Regions from separate parts of the Homo sapiens genome. Here region 1 is linked to region 2. Evidence: chromatin loops called from intact Hi-C (ENCODE). Cell type or tissue: natural killer cell. All regions are shown on one strand. Links, peaks and the distances in the headings refer to the core of each region. The heading gives the core; the rest is flanking DNA. Region 1 overlaps TGFBR3 (transforming growth factor beta receptor 3). Region 2 overlaps LOC102723436 (a long non-coding RNA gene).

Region 1 (4,395 bases), core at 100-4,099, 320 kb after region 2:
ACCTCATTCCAAAAGAGACTTCTGATTAATCCCATCCTACTGTGAACATTCTGTCACTTATCATTTTGTGTATAATTTGTTCCATGTTATCTTCTAGTCAGAGCCAATTTGGAATGCTAGAACAGGTAGTATCTACTCCGACCCTTTAATTTTACAGATTAGCAAACCAAAAATTAGAAAGGCTCAACGACTGGCCCAGCTTTACACAGCTACTTAGTTACAAAGCCAAGACTTGTCCACATGCTGCTTTGTAATTATTCTGTGGTTGATCAAGTGTCTATACCTTATTCCCCTTCCTGTCAGAAGCTGACATCTCTGCTTTCTTCTGAACCCACAAAATGTCTGTTATCATCTACTGAACACCTATCATGTATATCACAATTTCCCATTTAATCTTCTCAACAATACAAGGAGACAGATGCCCTTTACTCCATTTTGTAGTGAGAAAGGTGAGGCTTCAAGATGCTAAGTAAGGCTGGGTACAGTGGTTCACACCTATAATCCCAGCACTTTGGGAGGCAGAGGCCAAAGGCTCCCTTGAAGCCAGGAGTTCATGACCAGCCTGGGAAACATAGAAAAAATAAAAATAATTTGAATATCAGGAGTTTCTGAAAATAAATAAATAAATAAATACAAACACAAATATTAGCCAGGCATGGTGGCGCATGCCAATAGTCCTAGCTACTTGGAAGGCTGAGGCAGGGGGATCACTTGAGCCCAGAAGTTCAAGGCTGCAAGTGAGCTACAATGGCACCACTGCACTCCAGCCTGGGCAACAGAGTGGGACTCTGCTCTGTCACCAAAAAAAAAAAAAAGATGCTAAGCAACCCCAAGTCACCAGCTTATAAATCCTGGCACCAGGACTTAAACCTAGGTCTGTCTAATTCCACGCCCATGCTCTTAACTACTACAAACAAGAGATCCTCCAGAAACAGCTGACTTTCAAAAAAAAGATAGGGACTGTGCCTATTACTAAGCCACTGTAGACATCAACCAGGCCCTGCATGGACACTCACTTTCTGGTGGTGGGTAGTCTGATGAGATCTGGCACAAGGGACAAATTATTTTGTTCTGAAACCAGGGTGGCAGGCCTTGATCAGCAGTTTTAGTTTACTTCATTCATTCACTCAACAAACATTTATTAGCGCCTACCCTGTCCTGGGCACTGTTCAGGGAGGTGGGCACATAGCAGCAAATTAAACACACTCCTGTTTTCACATAGGTTACCTTCTAAAGGTGGGGACAGACAAGACAACAAATAAATAATATGTCAAGGCATGAGAAGACCTAGGAAAGGAAAATAAAGCAGGTTAAGGAGAGAGAGTGATGACAGGAGGGATGCTATTTTAGACAGGGTGGTCAGAGAGGGCCTCCCAGACAAGGTAACATTTAAGCACAGAGGTAAGAGATAAAGCTATGACAATATCTAAAGGAAAAACCTCCCAGGCAGTGGGAATAGTGAGTGCAAAGGTCCTGAGGTAAGAGCATGCTTGGTTTGTCCTAGAAGCAGACTACAGTACAGCATAGTGGAAAGTGCGGGGCCCCCATAGCCTACCTGAGTTCAAATCCCCCACCTGCCTTTTCTAAGCAATATAATTTTGGGCAACTTACTTAAAGCTCCATGCCTGATCTATAAAGTAGAGATAATGATTCTACCTCCTTCATGGGATTGTTATGATGACTAACTAAATTAATAAATAAAGCACTTACTTCCTAGTATGTTGTTAGAATTCAGGAAATGGTAGCTTTGATTATTTTTAACTACTCACTGATAACTCAGCTCCATTCTAGACAATTTATTTTCAATGTGATACCTTTGAATCCCAGGGTGAATGACACTGCAGGCTTTGTACATGGCCAATAGCTTCCTCCTAAGCCTTTGCCTTTCTTGGCTGGGCTTCCTATCCCTGTAGGAACCATGCCGATGTTATCTCAATAAGAGCAGGAGGCAAATTCCTCTAACTTTACTATTACACTAATACAAATTATGTACTTCATTCCACATAATCCCTACCCATAAGAGTCTGACACTTCTTCAGAGCTGAATTTATTGCCCTGAGGATTTACGGTATTGGTTTCACAAGATGGGGTCCTGCCAATCCTGACTTCCCACTAGCATCATCAGCAGAAGCAAGCAGAAATTTCAGGGACAACCCCTTATCTTGAGAAGGGTTAAAACTTCACTTCGAAAGATGGTAATTTAATTTTAAAGAATCCGTTCTCCAATGTCCTTTTTGCCTAAAATTAAGATTTCTCTTCAAAGAAATTACAACATCAAAGCAAAACTCAAGAGTCATCTGGCCTAAAAGTCTCAAGACTGAGCACAGCCCCCAAGCAAGGCAGCTCTGGAAGGGACTGTGTAACCAGACAAGGGGATGGGCACAGAAACAAGGCAAGATGTCAGGGCTGCAAGGAAATTCTGCCCTGTTTCCCCCTGCCCTCTTCCCTAGCTCTTTTCTTTAACGTTGTGTTTGCTTTTCATCTTTGTAGCCTGCTGGGTTAAAGGGCAAACCACAGGCAGAGAGAAACCGCAGCAAGCCCATGCCTGTTAGAGGTAAAATGGGAGTCTTCCCAAACCACTTGTAAGGATGGGGGGACCCACAGGTGCTGCTTTGAGTCAGACATGAAAACGAGGTCAGTGTTCTAGTCCAACGAGTCTTAAATGAGGCTTTTTAAAAATCAGATTCTCCTTCCCCGAGATTGATGGTTTTCCCTTTTTTTGACGGGGTGGTGGGAGGGGGGGATAGGGTTTCACTCTGTCACTCAGGCTGGTGTGCAGTGGCATGATCATAGCTCACTGCAGCCTCGAACTCCTTGGCTCAAGCTATTCTCCCACCTCAACTACAGTCCCTTTAAGCAGGGACTACAGGTGTGCCCCACCACACCCAGCTGACTTTTTAAGATTTTTTTATGGAGATGGGGTCTCACTATGTTATCCAGGCTAATCTTGAATTCTTTGCCTCATATAATCCTCCTGCCTCAGCCTCCTAAAGCACTGGGATTATAGGGGTAAGCCATCACACCTGGCCAATTTTCCCTTCTTTTTTTTTTTTTTTTTTTTGAGATGGAGTCTCACTGTTTCCCAGGCTGTAGTGCAGTGGCACTATCTCAGATCACTGCAACCTCTCCCTCCCAGGTTTAAGCAATTCTCCTGCCTCTGCCTCCCAAGTAGCTGGGATTACAGGTGCCTGCCACCACGCCCAGCTAATTTTTGTATTTTTTTTTAGTAAAGATGGGGCTTTACCATGTTGGCCAGGCTGCTCTCAAACTCCTGTCCTCAAGTGACAGGAGTCCTCGAGACTCCTGTCCTCGGCCTCCAAAAGTGTTGGGATTATAGGCCTGAGCCAACACGCCTGGCCCAATTTTCCCTTTTTAATGCCCTGAGTGCACCTATAACTGGGGCTATAAGAAATCCATAAAATGGGCTGAGCGCTGTGGCTAACGCCTGTAATCCCAGCACTTTGGGAGGCCAAGGCGGGTGGATCACTTGAGATCAGAAATTCAAGACCAGGCTGGCCAACATGGTGAAACTCCGTCTCTACCAAAAATACAAAAAAAATTGGCTGGGCCTGATGGCATGTGCCTGTAATCCCAGCTACTTGGGAGGATGAGGCAGGAGAATGGCTTGAACCCGGGAGGCAGAGGTTGCAGTGAGCCAAGATTGTGCCACTGCACTCTAGCCTGGGTGACAGAGTGAGACCCTGCCACAAAAAAAAAAAAAAGAAATCCATAAAATGCTTCTTATTCATTTAATAATGTTTATCAAGTGCCTGCTTCATGCCAGGACTGTTCCAGGTGTGGGTATTCAACAGAGAACAAAACATAAAAATCCCTGCCCTGATGGAGCTTTCATTCTAGCTAAAGGAGACAGACTATAAACAAGATACATAATTATATATTATATAGAGACCAATGCTAAGAAAACAAAGCAGAAAAGGGAGAGACAAAGTATGTGTGTGGGGTTTTGGTTTGGTTTGTCTGTTTTGAGTAAGGACCTAACAGAAGCGAATTCTGTAGCTATTTGGGGAAAAACATTCCAAGCAAAGGAAACAGCACATGCAAAGGCCCTGAGACAGAGCGTATCTGGCGTGCTCAGGGACCAACAGTCAGGTGCGGCAGCTGGAGCAGATTGAGCAGCCTAGAGAGCACAAGAGGGAAGTCAACTGGGTCACCAGCATAAGAGTGGTGGGCTGGTTGGGCAGGGCTTTGCAGATCACTGTAAGAATTCTGGCTTTTATTCTGAGAAAGACAAGAATAAACAGTAGAGTGGTTTTTTGGTTTTTTGGTCACTCTGTCACCAGACTGGAGTGCAGTGGTGCAATCTCAGCTCACTGCAACCTCCGTCTCCTGGGTTCAAGCGATTCTCCTGCCTTAGCCTCCCGAGTAGCTGGGATT
Region 2 (4,395 bases), core at 159-4,158:
AACAGTTTGCAGCTGGCGGCTCGCTGATTGGGTGTTATTTTACAGCTGGGCAGAAATGACCGCGGTAGCACTCCTGGGGAGGCCTCTAAAGCTGCAGACACGATGTGTCGCGGGACCATCCAGTTCTGGCCCCGTGCAGGAGGACAGGACGCCGTCTGGTCGCTGCCCTGGGCGCTCAACATGGGAGCTGCCAGAGGAGAGCGCCCTGTGAGTGCCTGACAAATGGAGGTATTTCTTTCCAGGTTTTACAACCCGATGTATTTTCAGGGAGGACCTTCCTAGGTACCTCCACTTCTCAGTCTCTCAACTCAGCAGCCTCCATCCATTTCCACGAATCCGCTGGACTCGCTCCTGCAAAACACGGTGTGAAATTGACTTCTAACTGGAAGCCTTTCTTTTCCAACCCCATCCACTGCAATTCTTCTGTTTTCAGCACTCTGGTGTTCTGTGTTTTTTGTTGTTGTTGTTTTTGTTTTTGTTTTTTTCATGTGTTTAGCTCGGGCTTTGAAAGAATCTGAAATCTTATCTTTTAATTTCAAATTCCCTAAAGCCACAGAGTGCATCTTTCCCTGTCCCACACAGTGCCTAGTTCAGTTCTTGTCCCACAGTATATTAACCAACTGCCACAAAGCCTCATGTATGCCACACAACTAAACACCAGGACGTCTGAAGGAAAAACTCTAGAAAACTCTAGAGTGGCTCTTTGGAGCAGGAAGAGCTGCTACACTCCCAATGCCCTCTGAGAGCTGCCAGGTCCCATGATGCCTTCTCTTGTGTGTAGACTGAGATGTATTCATTAAGGGTAACACGGTGATTTTTTGTTTGTGCTCCCTTAATTAAAAAAAAAAAAAAGATTTGGTGGGAAAGGCAGATGGAAGTTCTTGAAGGGGGCTACTTCAGAGCAGGTCTTTCTGAGCCCCCTTGAAGCACACCGTGTGTGTGTGTGCGTGTGTGTGTGTGTGTGTGTGTGTGTGTGTGTCTGGGACCCCAGAGTCAATCCAGATGATGCTGATATAGTTACATTTGAGAACCAGTGGTAGGTAGATCTTTGCTACTCTAGTCCTCAGGCAAACAGCATCAGCCTCACCTAGGAGTTTTTAAGAAATGCAGAATCTCAGGACCCAGCCAGACCTACTGCATAGAAGTCTGCATTTTAACAAGATCTCTAGGTGATTGGTGTATACACAAAAGTGTAAGAATCCCTGCTTTAGTAATGACTGCTCTGGGAACAAGCTTAAACTTGGGCAACCTGGACCTATGGTCACCCATCCTATCAGGGAGATAGATGGTAGATGGTGGGCTAGGGACAGGGTGAGAGGAAATCTGAGCAGCCACAGATCTGGGGTCCTCTCCCTCCCAAACTGGCCCCTGATTTAGAAATATGGTCTCAAGAGCCTATCTTTCTGTCCCCAGTTTTCACCGTAGACAACTTTCTAATAATTGAACTGTCTGTCCTGCCTGCTAGTTGCCTTTGTTATTATCGTAATCATTAGTGGTTGCTGGAAGTGGGGCAGGGTGTGTTTAGGTGAGCAGGGGGGAGTGTTAATGAGCCCATGGGTCTGGTGTGAGGGGGAGATCCCTGTACCTATCACAACCCTGTGCCTTTATTGCATGCTCCTTTACACACCCTCCACCCCTTGAAGAGGCTTCCCCTGGCCCCCTGCCCAGTAACTTACTTACTATGAATATTCCGTTGCTACATCCTGTTTCTGCTTTTGACTTTGCATCCTGTTCCAGACCCTTAGCCTGCTCCCTAGCCTCTAATCTGACTCTTCCATTAACTGTCAAACCTTCAACAGATAATTCTTTTAGCATCTGCTGTGCACACCAGTAAGTGCTGAAGATTCAAGGTGAACCCAAGACACAATCCCTGCCTTATGGGGTTTACAGCATTGTGTGGACATCCATCATTCACTCAGTCCTCACTGCACCAGAGACGACACTAAATGCTTCACTTGCATAATCTCACTTTTCTCAGTCATAACTGTCAGGTTGTCCCCACTTCATAGTTGAAGAAGCCATGGCTCAAAGACTTAAATAATTTTCCCAGGGTCATAGCTAATTGGTGGCACAGGCAGGAGGATTTAAGCCTAAGTCTGATTGCCTCAAAAATGTCTTAAACCACTCTGTAAAAGACTGTTCTTCATCACTGTATCTCCAATGCTCAGGACAGTGCCTGGTATGTATCACACAATCAACATTTGTGGAAGGAAGGAAGGATGTTGTTTTGAGCCGTCTCTTGGGCTCCACCCTTCAAATACAGAGCCACCTCAAACCCAGCCCTGAGGTTTCTCAGTACCTCTGGGCACCACATCTTCCTTCCTCACAGATCCCCCAGCCCCCACCCTACATCTGAGGCCCTCCCTAATTTATCCCTGCCTCTTAGGGGCAGCCAGCCAGACCAAGAATCCCTTCTTCATCTTGTCTGAGTATAATACATGTAAAGTTGATCCAAGCTTTCTACCTAGAAAACACACACACACATCCTGAAGCTTTATAATTTACACAGCAGTAATAAAAACGTTGAAGGAATTTAAGTAGATGGATGTGGCACAACCTCAGCTCTCCTGATGTTTTACAGACTGCCACACTATACCAGCTGCCTCCCACAATGGCTGTGAGGTGAGAACCTGAGGTGAGAACACACCCTTCCTTCAAGCTACTTCACACTGCCTCCTCAGCATAAACATAAGATTTTCCCTTTTCTATTCCTCTTAAGAGAAAAAGTATAATATAGGCCAGAGGAAAAGTATAATATAGGCCAGAGAAAAAATATAATATAGGCCACAGAGACTGACTTAAGTTTCTTGTGGCACAGATGAGGATTATACTGTGGCATTTCTCTTTTCTGTGACTGGGTGGGCCACGGTGAAATAAAGTCCTAAAATGTATTAAAACTGTTTAGACCACCTAAATTAGAATCCTTCATTTGTTAGGCCTTTCAGAAACATTTCTCGGGACTGCAAAATATATGGTAGGGATTCATTCCATTTTATAGATCAGCAAACTGAGACAGAAGGTGAGTGAGGGAATTGGAATCATACGAATGGTTATGGCAGGATACAGGGCACAGAGACTTTGGCACACTTTACTTTTTCCACTATACCACATACTGTCTCCTGAATTGAACATTTTCATCTTCTTTATTATAAAATGATTCAAATAAAATATATCTATATGTTTTCTTATTTCACTTTTTTTTTTTGGTCACTCTAGAACTGTAAGCATTGGGGGTACAGGGGAGGGATAGCATTAGGAGATACACCTAATGTTAAATGACGAGTTAATGGGTGCAGCACACCAACATGACACATGTATATATATGTGACAAACCTGCACGTTGTGCACATGTACCCTAAAACTTAAAGTATAATAATAATAAAAAAAGAACTGTAAGCATTTTTCAGACATTCACAATGGGAAATTTGAATGTTAAAGTTGGAGAGACTGCGGTTAATAGCTTGAATTTTAGAGTCAGGAAAACCTGTCTGTACTCAGGCAAGATAATTGATATGGTTTGGATCTGTCCCCACCAAATCTCATGTCGCGATGTAATCCCCAGTGTTGGAAGTGGGGCCTGGTGGGAGGTGATTGGATCATGGGGGTGGTCCTTCATGAATGATTTAGCACAATCTCCTGGTGCTGTTCTCATGATAGTGAGTGAGTTCTCACAAGTTCTGGTTGTTTACAAGCGTACAGCATCTCCCCCCTTCTCTCTCTCTTGCTCCTGCTCCCACCATGTAAGACAGGTCTGCTTCCCCTTTTCCTTCAGCCATGATTGTAAGTTACCTGAGGCCTCCCCAGAAGCCGAGCAGATGCCAGCATCATGCTTCCTGTACAGCCTGCAGAACCATGAGCCAATTAAACATTTTTTCTTTATAAATTACCCAGTCTCAGATATTTCTTTATAGCAATATTAGAATGGACTAATGCAGTAATTAACCTCAGTTTCCTGACAGGTAGATAGAAATTACTAATATGGCCCCCAGCGGCACATGTTCCAAGGAATTAAATGAGATGATATATGATAAGCACTTGGCAGAGTGCCTGGCGCATAGTAAGCACTAAATAAATGTTAGTTGTTGTAATTGTTACTAGAACTATTATGTGAGTCCCTCAGTTTCTCTGAAGAATCCTCCTTGTTTTGTGACCAGCAGTACTTGACCTTTATGGCCAAGATCCAGGCAATTTGTGTCTATTTTTTTCTTGACCTATTTTCTGGCTATAGCTTCTAGTTTCAAGATTGTAACCACATCCGTTTAGTCTTTACACTTATTTCAGACATGATATTTAAACAGATTTTAGTTGATTTTCTGAAGATAACATTAAGTCACAAAACAGACCCCCTACATGCTCTTAAAATCTGATAACTCAGTTCTACAATGCCCATGCCTC

Evidence for each region. A loop is a pair of places that touch in the nucleus more often than their neighbours do. Peaks named below come from ENCODE experiments on the same cell type or tissue, not always from the same donor. Only the 100,000 strongest peaks of a DNase experiment are listed, where the experiment ranks them.
Region 1: it touches region 2 in a loop (2.6-fold over the local background); 8 of 110 quality-filtered maps call a loop at or near these places.

The regions. Positions count from the first base shown.
Region 1 is chr1:91,870,242-91,874,636 of GRCh38, forward strand. All of the region lies in intron 1 of TGFBR3 (transforming growth factor beta receptor 3), which reads right to left. Among named protein-coding and RNA genes, the nearest start is that of TGFBR3, 14 kb to the right of the region's middle. RefSeq lists an enhancer at 2,285-2,354. In natural killer cell, for the core only: no CTCF peak of the experiment used is centred there; a DNase peak (open chromatin) is centred at 2,540; H3K27ac peaks cover 2,146 bases.
Region 2 is chr1:91,546,926-91,551,320 of GRCh38, forward strand. The region is part of intron 3 of LOC102723436 (a long non-coding RNA gene); the gene reads right to left. Among named protein-coding and RNA genes, the nearest start is that of CDC7, 48 kb to the left of the region's middle. In natural killer cell, for the core only: no CTCF peak of the experiment used is centred there; DNase peaks (open chromatin) are centred at 1,616, 2,286 and 2,606; H3K4me3 peaks cover 263 bases; H3K27ac peaks cover 4,000 bases.